Linked DNA regions of Homo sapiens: regions 2 and 3 are each linked to region 1. Evidence: chromatin loops called from intact Hi-C (ENCODE). Cell type or tissue: heart right ventricle. All regions are shown on one strand.

Region 1 (2,500 bases):
TTATTCCTATTTTACATATTAAGGAGCTGAGACTTGGGAAATCAAATAACTTTTTAAGAGTACACGATTACCTATTAGTAAGTAGCAGGCCCAGATGCAGCTTGGGATTCACTTCTAGGTTTTCTCTGGCCTCAGACTATGTGCCTCAAAGACAGTGCTAAATTTGAACTCATCACGTCCTAGGTACCTACCTTCTATAGAATCATGTTATTATTCTTCCATTTATATTTTTGTTCGACATTGTTATTTGGGAGCCTCAAAGTATATTTTCACATCTGTCCTAGATCTTAAGTCGCATTAAGAACATAATTGTAAAAATTGACAAACAGTTACTGATAACTCACGGATGCAGGAGGGCACTGGTGGCAATGCTGGAAATATTAATAGAAAGAGGAACTTGTATTTGGACCATGATGAGGAGGTGATGAGACAAAAGAAGGGAAATTTCTCTGTGACTGCTCAGCAGAGATCTGCACTTATAGTAAATGTTCTATAGATGATAATTATAAATCACAACTGTGACTATGCTCTAGAAGCCCACAAGTTTTGAGAAACAACTAGAGTAAGAAGACTGGGGTCATGTGTATCCGCATGCGGTCAGCCTTGTTACATAAAATGGGTGCCTTCTCAAAAAAGCAAGCCATCGCACACTTGACGATCTCTTAGCATTTATAAGAAATTTTTGCTTACTCAATATTCATCAAGATTGCAGTTTTAATGGTGATAAAAACAAATTGTGGCTGTGTGTGTGTGTGTGTGTGTGTGTGTGTGTGTGTGTTTGTGTGTATCTACTAATCCTAAAACAGAGAGCCTCTTCTCCTTTCCTTGACGGGAAAGCAACCCAGCTCCCTCTCTAAAGATAGCATTTCCTTCCTTGGGCCTAACATCCTGATTATGCTCTTACAGGGCTTCCATATTCATTTTTCCTTTTTTCAAGACAAGTGCAGAGAAAACGTATTTTACCAAAAGGCAAATAATGCCCCCTAGTGGCTAAAATCCTAAATACAGAAGCTGTTAAATTCACTCCCAGTTAGATATATACTGAGCCAGCCTCTGCGGGCATTCAGTAACAATCGAGATGTGTCTCCTGCCCCTATCCTTGAAGGAACTTATGCAGTAATTTTAGGGAATTGAGAAGGGAAATCTCACTTCTAAGGATACCATAATAAAATGTCAGTAAATGAACCCTTACGTTTCACCTCTTTTCCAGAATATAAATATCTATTATTCTTCATGGTGAAGAATTTTAATAATACTAGTTGAAATAGATAAATAAAAACTATATAAGAAGAAGTACATAATGCATTTCATGTAAGTCTCTCTCATAATGCCCACTCCCATAAATAACTAGTTAATGGTTTTATATACCATCTATCTTTCAACATTTTTCATATATGTGCATACATATATGTATTTTTAAAGTAAATGTGCTCAGACATTTCTACTTGTAAACCAGCTTTTTAAAACTTTATGATATAACCATACAATCCAGCAATCCCACTGCTAGGTATATACCCCAAAGAAAGGAAATCAGTATGTCAAAGAGATATCTGCACTTCCGTGTTTGCTGCAGCACTATTCACAGTAGCCAAGATATGGAAGCAACCTATGTGTCCATCGACAGATGAATGGATAAAGAAAATGTGGTACTCATGTGATAGAGTACTACTCAGCCATAGAAAGAATTAGATTCAGTCACTAGCAACAACATAGATGGAACTGTGGATCATTATGTGAGTGAAATAAGCCAGGTAGAGAAAGACAAACATCGCACGTTCTTACTTATTTATGGGATCTAAAAATCAAAACAATTGAACTTATGGAGATAGAGAGTAGAAGGATGGTTACCAGAGGCTGGGAAGGGTAGCTGGCGGTTAGGGAGGAGGTGAGGATGATTAATTGTTACCAAAAGAAAAAGAAATAGAATAAGGCCTAGTATTTGATAGCACAACAGGATGACTATACTCAATAATAATATAATTTTACATTTAAAAATAAGTAAAAGGGTGTAATTGGATTGTAGCACAAAGGATAAATGCTTGAGGGGATGGATACCCCATTTTCTGTAATGTGATTATTACACATTGCACGCCTATATCAAAACATCTCATGTACCCCATAAATATATACACCTAGTATGTACCCACAAAATAAAAAAATATTATTTTAAAAAACTTTCTGATATAGCTACCACATCCCTCTTTGTTATATTTCTTAGTAGTTGCCTAGTATTTCACTGAATTGATAAAACAACCCATTTAACCAATCTATTACTTGTAGTCATTTAGATGTCTCCAGTTATTCAATATTATAGACAGTGGATGCTGTATCGGCAGTCACCAAGATCATCCTCAGGCTCCCTCAGGCTCCCTCAGGCTCACTGATTTACTAGGAGGATTCACAGAACTCAGAAAAGCTGATATACAAAGTTATGGTTTATTAGAGTGAAAGGATACAGATTAAAATTCAGCGAAGGGAAAAGGCCCAGGGGTGAAGTTCA
Region 2 (2,500 bases), 180 kb before region 1:
GCCACTGAATTATTTGAAGCAGGAAAGTGACATAATATAATTTGTACTTTAACAAAATTACTCTGGTTGCTGCTTGTAAATAGGCTGGAGGAGTAAGACTGGGAGCAGAAAGATGAGTTGGTCTCTTGCGGTAGTCATGGTGGCAGATGAAGATAGCCTCAGGCTAAGGTAATGGTGGTGGGGTTGAGATATTTAGCAAGGAGAACTGGCACAATTGGATGTGGGTTATGAAAGAGAATGTGGGAATCACAATGATATCCAGATTCCTGCCTTAGGAGGTGCCATTCCCTGAGGTGGGGAATATGATGGAAAGAAGCTTAGCTGGAAGGGGTTGTGGAGAGATGGTAAGTTCAGGTTTGGATATTCTGCGTTTGAGGTGCCTGTGGACATAGCAGGGGAGTGGTCAATATCAGCTGGGTAACTGGAAGGAGAAATCTGGGCTAGAGCTAGAGACACAGACTGGAGCTGAATTGTGCTTTTAGAAAATTAACTGGAAGCCAAAGAGATGACTCCTTATTTGCTGATACCTTGCAGCAGGTCTATTTCCAGTGACAAGGAGGCAAGTTTGAATTGGTTAGAGCCTCATTCACAGTTCTTCAAATGTTCTTGTCAAGTATTTACTTGCTACTAAGGAGGATGGCTTCAACCTTCCCCAGGACCATTTTCCAGCATCCTTCAGCATGTTTGCTTAGGACCAAGTTCCCACCCTACTGAATTTTACCCTTGCTGGAGACACATGCACTTGATACAGTTAAAGGGCAAAACAGGCCTGATGGGGAGGTTCCAACGCATTTGCGTTGCAGACCGTAGGCGTTAGAATCTAACTCCTAGTTTTCTACTACAACTTCAAATGCCACCCTCCTCACTAAGGGTCTAAAGCCAGAGTGCGGATGAATGAATCAAGCCTTTCTTTCTGAGTACCACTGTCTGAAGTCATGCTGAGGTCAAGAGACATTCAATCAGAAGAGCAGACCAAGTGGCTTAAGGTAAGTGCAGCCCCGGGTTCTCCTTGCTCTGGACTCTTTTTTTTTTTTTTTTTTTTTTTTGAGACGGAGTCTCCCTCTGTCGCCCAGGCTGGAGTGCAGTGGCGGGATCTCGGCTCACTGCAAGCTCCGCCTCCCGGGTTCACGCCATTCTCCTGCCTCAGCCTCCCAAGTAGCTGGGACTACAGGCGCCCGCCACTACGCCCGGCTAATTTTTTGTATTTTTAGTAGAGACGGGGTTTCACCGTTTTAGCCGGGATGGTCTCGATCTCCTGACCTCGTGATCCGCCCGCCTCGGCCTCCCAAAGTGCTGGGATTACAGGCGTGAGCCACTGTGCCCGGCCTGCTCTGGACTCTTAATCTCACTCCCCTAGACCATTAGTTGGCTGTTTGTTGCATTAAACCACTCAGATCTCTCTTTCATTTCCTTGTAAACTGGATTCCTTTGTCCTGCAGAAGAGATGTACACTGTCCACTTTTGTTTCAACAGAGGGCAGTAGAGAACAGCAAACAGTTTACATTTCTAAGCCCAGAAGAAACAAAACAAATCCATTTACAACATTCTCCCCAGGTCAAGGTACCCAAAATATGGCACACTGTGCTTCGTGTGTTCATAAATGGGGCATGTCTTTGTGAAAGTAGGGCAGATCCCGGAGAGTCAGCGACTCGTAGACGACTCTTCCTCTTGTGAACAACAGTTTAGTTATGTGTAACTCATGGAAGGCTTTATGGAGAAGGAGTTTGATCTTGAAGGATAAGTATGAGTTGGCAAGATAGCTTTGTTCACAGAAAGCAGCATGGGCTCAAACATGGCAATAGCATGGCAAGCTTGGGGAAGTTAGGAATAGGATTGGGCAGAATCTGACAAGACCGCAATATACCTCAAGACTCTAGGTGCTGGAATCTTCAGTATGGCACATAGCATCCTGTGCCGTGGGGCAGCTGTGATATTACATACACTCTCAGATGCTATGTGCCATCCCGAAGTGTTTGAATGTCACTTTGAAGGGTTTAATATCATCCTGAAAGCAATGTAAAATCATTGAAGAATTTTGAGTAGGGTGGTGATCTAACCTATTAGGCAATTTGAGATTTTCTTGTTTGTTTTTAATTGAGGTATATCATGGTCTTGTTAATCTTTTAAACTTTAGCCACCCAGGTGGGTATACAGTGATATTGTGTTTTTAATGTGCGTTTCCCTGATAAGTAGTGACTTATTATCTTTTTATGTGCTTATTTGGTCATTTGGATATCCTTTTTTATGATGTTTCTGTTTAAGTCTTTTGCACACTTACGAATTGGCTTATCTTCTTCTCATTGATTTTTAATAGTTTTTTATGTATTTTAGATATGTCTTTTGTCAAATATACCTATTACAAATATTTCTCCTACTCTGTGGCTTTCCTACTAACTTTTCAAATGATGTCTTAATTTTTTCTTTTTTTTCTTTTTTTTGAGGCAGAGTCTTGCTCTGTCGCCCAGGCTGGAGTGCAGTGGCGCAAGCTTGGCTCATTGTA
Region 3 (2,500 bases), 94 kb before region 1:
GAACCGGCACAATTGGATGTGGGTTATGAAAGAGAATGTGGGAATCACAATGATATCCAGATTCCTGCTTTAGGAGGTGCCATTCCCTGAGGTGGGGAATATGATGGAAAGAAGCTTAGCTGGAAGGGGTTGGGGAGAGATGGTAAGTTCAGGTTTGGATATTCTGCGTTTGAGGTGCCTGTGGACATAGCAGGAGAGTGGTCAATATCAGCTGGGTAACTGGAAGGAGAAATCTGGGCTAGAGCTAGAGACACAGACTGGAGCTGAATTGTGCTTTTAGAAAATTAACTGGAAGCCAAAGAGATGACTCCTTATTTGCTGATACCTTGCAGCAGGTCTATTTCCAGTGACAAGGAGGCAAGTTTGAATTGGTTAGAGCCTCATTCACAGTTCTTCAAATGTTCTTGTCAAGTATTTACTTGCTACTAAGGAGGATGGCTTCAACCTTCCCCAGGACCATTTTCCAGCATCCTTCAGCATGTTTGGCTTAGGACCAAGTTCCCACCCTCCTGAATTTTACCCTTGCTGGAGACACATGCACTTGATACAGTTAAAGGGCAAAACAGGCCTGATGGGGAGGTTCCAACGCATTTGCGTTGCAGACCGTAGGTGTTAGAATCTAACTCCTAGTTTTCTACTACAACTTCAAATGCCACCCTCCTCACTAAGGGTCTAAAGCCAGAGTGCGGATGAATGAATCAAGCCTTTCTTTCTGAGTACCACTGTCTGAAGTCATGCTGAGGTCAAGAGACATTCAATCAGAAGAGCAGACCAAGTGGCTTAAGGTAAGTGCAGCCCCGGGTTCTCTTTGCTCTGGACTCTTTTTTTTTTTTTTTTTTTTGAGATTGAGTCTCGCTCTTGTCACCCAGGCTGGAGTGCAGTAGTGTGATTTCGGCTCACTGCAACCCCCGCCTGCCGGGTTCAAGCAATTCTCCTGCCTCAGCCTCCTGAGTAGCTGGGACTACAGGCACCCACCAGCATGCCCGTCTAATTTTTGTACTTTTAGTAGGGACAGGGTTTTGCCATGTTGGCCAGGCTGGTCTTGAACTCCTGACCTCAGGTGATTCCCCCCACCGCCTCGGCCTCCTAAAGTGCTAGCATTAGAGGTGTGAGCCACTGTGCCCGGCCTGCTCTGGACTCTTAATTTCACTCCCCTAGACCATTAGTTGGCTGTTTCTTGCATTAAACCACTCAGATCTCTCTTTCATTTCCTTGTAAACTGGATTCCTTCGTCCTGCAGAAGAGATGTATATTGTCCACTTTTGTTTCAACAGAGGGCAGTAGAGAACAGCAAACAGTTTACATTTCTAAGCCCAGAAGAAATAAAACAAATCCATTTACAACATTCTCCTCAGGTCAAGGTACCCAAAATATGGCACACTGTGCTTCGTGTGTTCATAAATGGGGCATGTCCTTGTGAAAGTAGGGCAGATCCCGGAGAGTCAGCGACTCGTAGACGACCCTTCGTCTTGTGAACAACAGTTTAGCTATGTGTAACTCATGGAAGGCTTTATGGAGAAGGAGTTTGATCTTGAAGGATAAGTATGAGTTGGGAAGATAGCTTTGTTCACAGAAAGCAGCATGGGCTCAAACATGGCAATAGCATGGCAAGCTTGGGGAAGTTAAGAATAGGATTGGGCAGAATCTGACAAGACCGCAATATACCTCAAGACTCTAGGTGCTGGAATCTTCAGTATGGCACATAGCATCCTGTGCCGTGGGGCAGCTGTGATATTACATACACTCTCAGATGCTATGTGCCATCCCGAAGTGTTTGAATGTCACTTTGAAGGGTTTAATATCATCCTGAAAGCAATGTAAAATCATTGAAGAATTTTGAGTAGGGTGGTGATCTAACCTATTAGGCAATTTGAGATTTTCTTGTTTGTTTTTAATTGAGGTATATCATGGTCTTGTTAATCTTTTAAACTTTAGCCACCCAGGTGGGTATACAGTGATATTGTGTTTTTAATGTGCGTTTCCCTGATAAGTAGTGACTTATTATCTTTTTATGTGCTTATTTGGTCATTTGGATATCCTTTTTTATGATGTTTCTGTTTAAGGCTTTTGCACACTTACGAATTAGCTTATCTTCTCATTGATTTTTAATAGTTTTTTATGTATTTTAGATATGTCTTTTGTCAAATATACCTATTACAAATATTCCTCCTACTCTGTGGCTTTCCTACTAACTTTTCAAATGATGTCTTAATTTTTTCTTTCTTTTTTTTGAGGCAGAGTTTTGCTCTGTCGCCCAGGCTGGAGTACAGTGGCGCAAGCTTGGCTCATTGTAACCTCTATGTTCCAGGTTCAAGTGATTCTCATGCCTCAGCCTCCAGAGTAGATGGGACTACAGGCACACACCAGCATGCCTGACTAATTTTTTAATTTTTATTTAATAGAGATGGAATTTCATCATGTTTGTCAGGCTGGAACTTTTTTTAATATTATATTTCAATAATGATTATACCAAAAATATATTTTGTATTATTTGAGAAAA

The links. A loop is a pair of places that touch in the nucleus more often than their neighbours do. Peaks named below come from ENCODE experiments on the same cell type or tissue, not always from the same donor. Only the 100,000 strongest peaks of a DNase experiment are listed, where the experiment ranks them.
Region 2: a loop joins it to region 1, with 10 times the contacts of the local background. A loop is called at or near these places in 41 of 110 quality-filtered maps.
Region 3: it touches region 1 in a loop (7-fold over the local background); 48 of 110 quality-filtered maps call a loop at or near these places.

What each region holds. Positions count from the first base shown.
Region 1 is chr1:161,740,661-161,743,160 of GRCh38, forward strand. No RefSeq gene overlaps it. Among named protein-coding and RNA genes, the nearest start is that of DUSP12, 7.9 kb to the right of the region's middle. In heart right ventricle, CTCF peaks have their summits at 985 (motif pointing left) and 1,192; no DNase peak of the experiment used is centred here; H3K27ac peaks cover 278 bases.
Region 2 is chr1:161,564,885-161,567,384 of GRCh38, forward strand. No RefSeq gene overlaps it. Among named protein-coding and RNA genes, the nearest start is that of FCGR3A, 16 kb to the left of the region's middle. In heart right ventricle, a CTCF peak has its summit at 1,474; no DNase peak of the experiment used is centred here.
Region 3 is chr1:161,646,477-161,648,976 of GRCh38, forward strand. It overlaps a transcript of FCGR2B not described here. Among named protein-coding and RNA genes, the nearest start is that of FCGR2B, 15 kb to the right of the region's middle. RefSeq lists a silencer at 959-1,018. In heart right ventricle, a CTCF peak has its summit at 1,283; no DNase peak of the experiment used is centred here.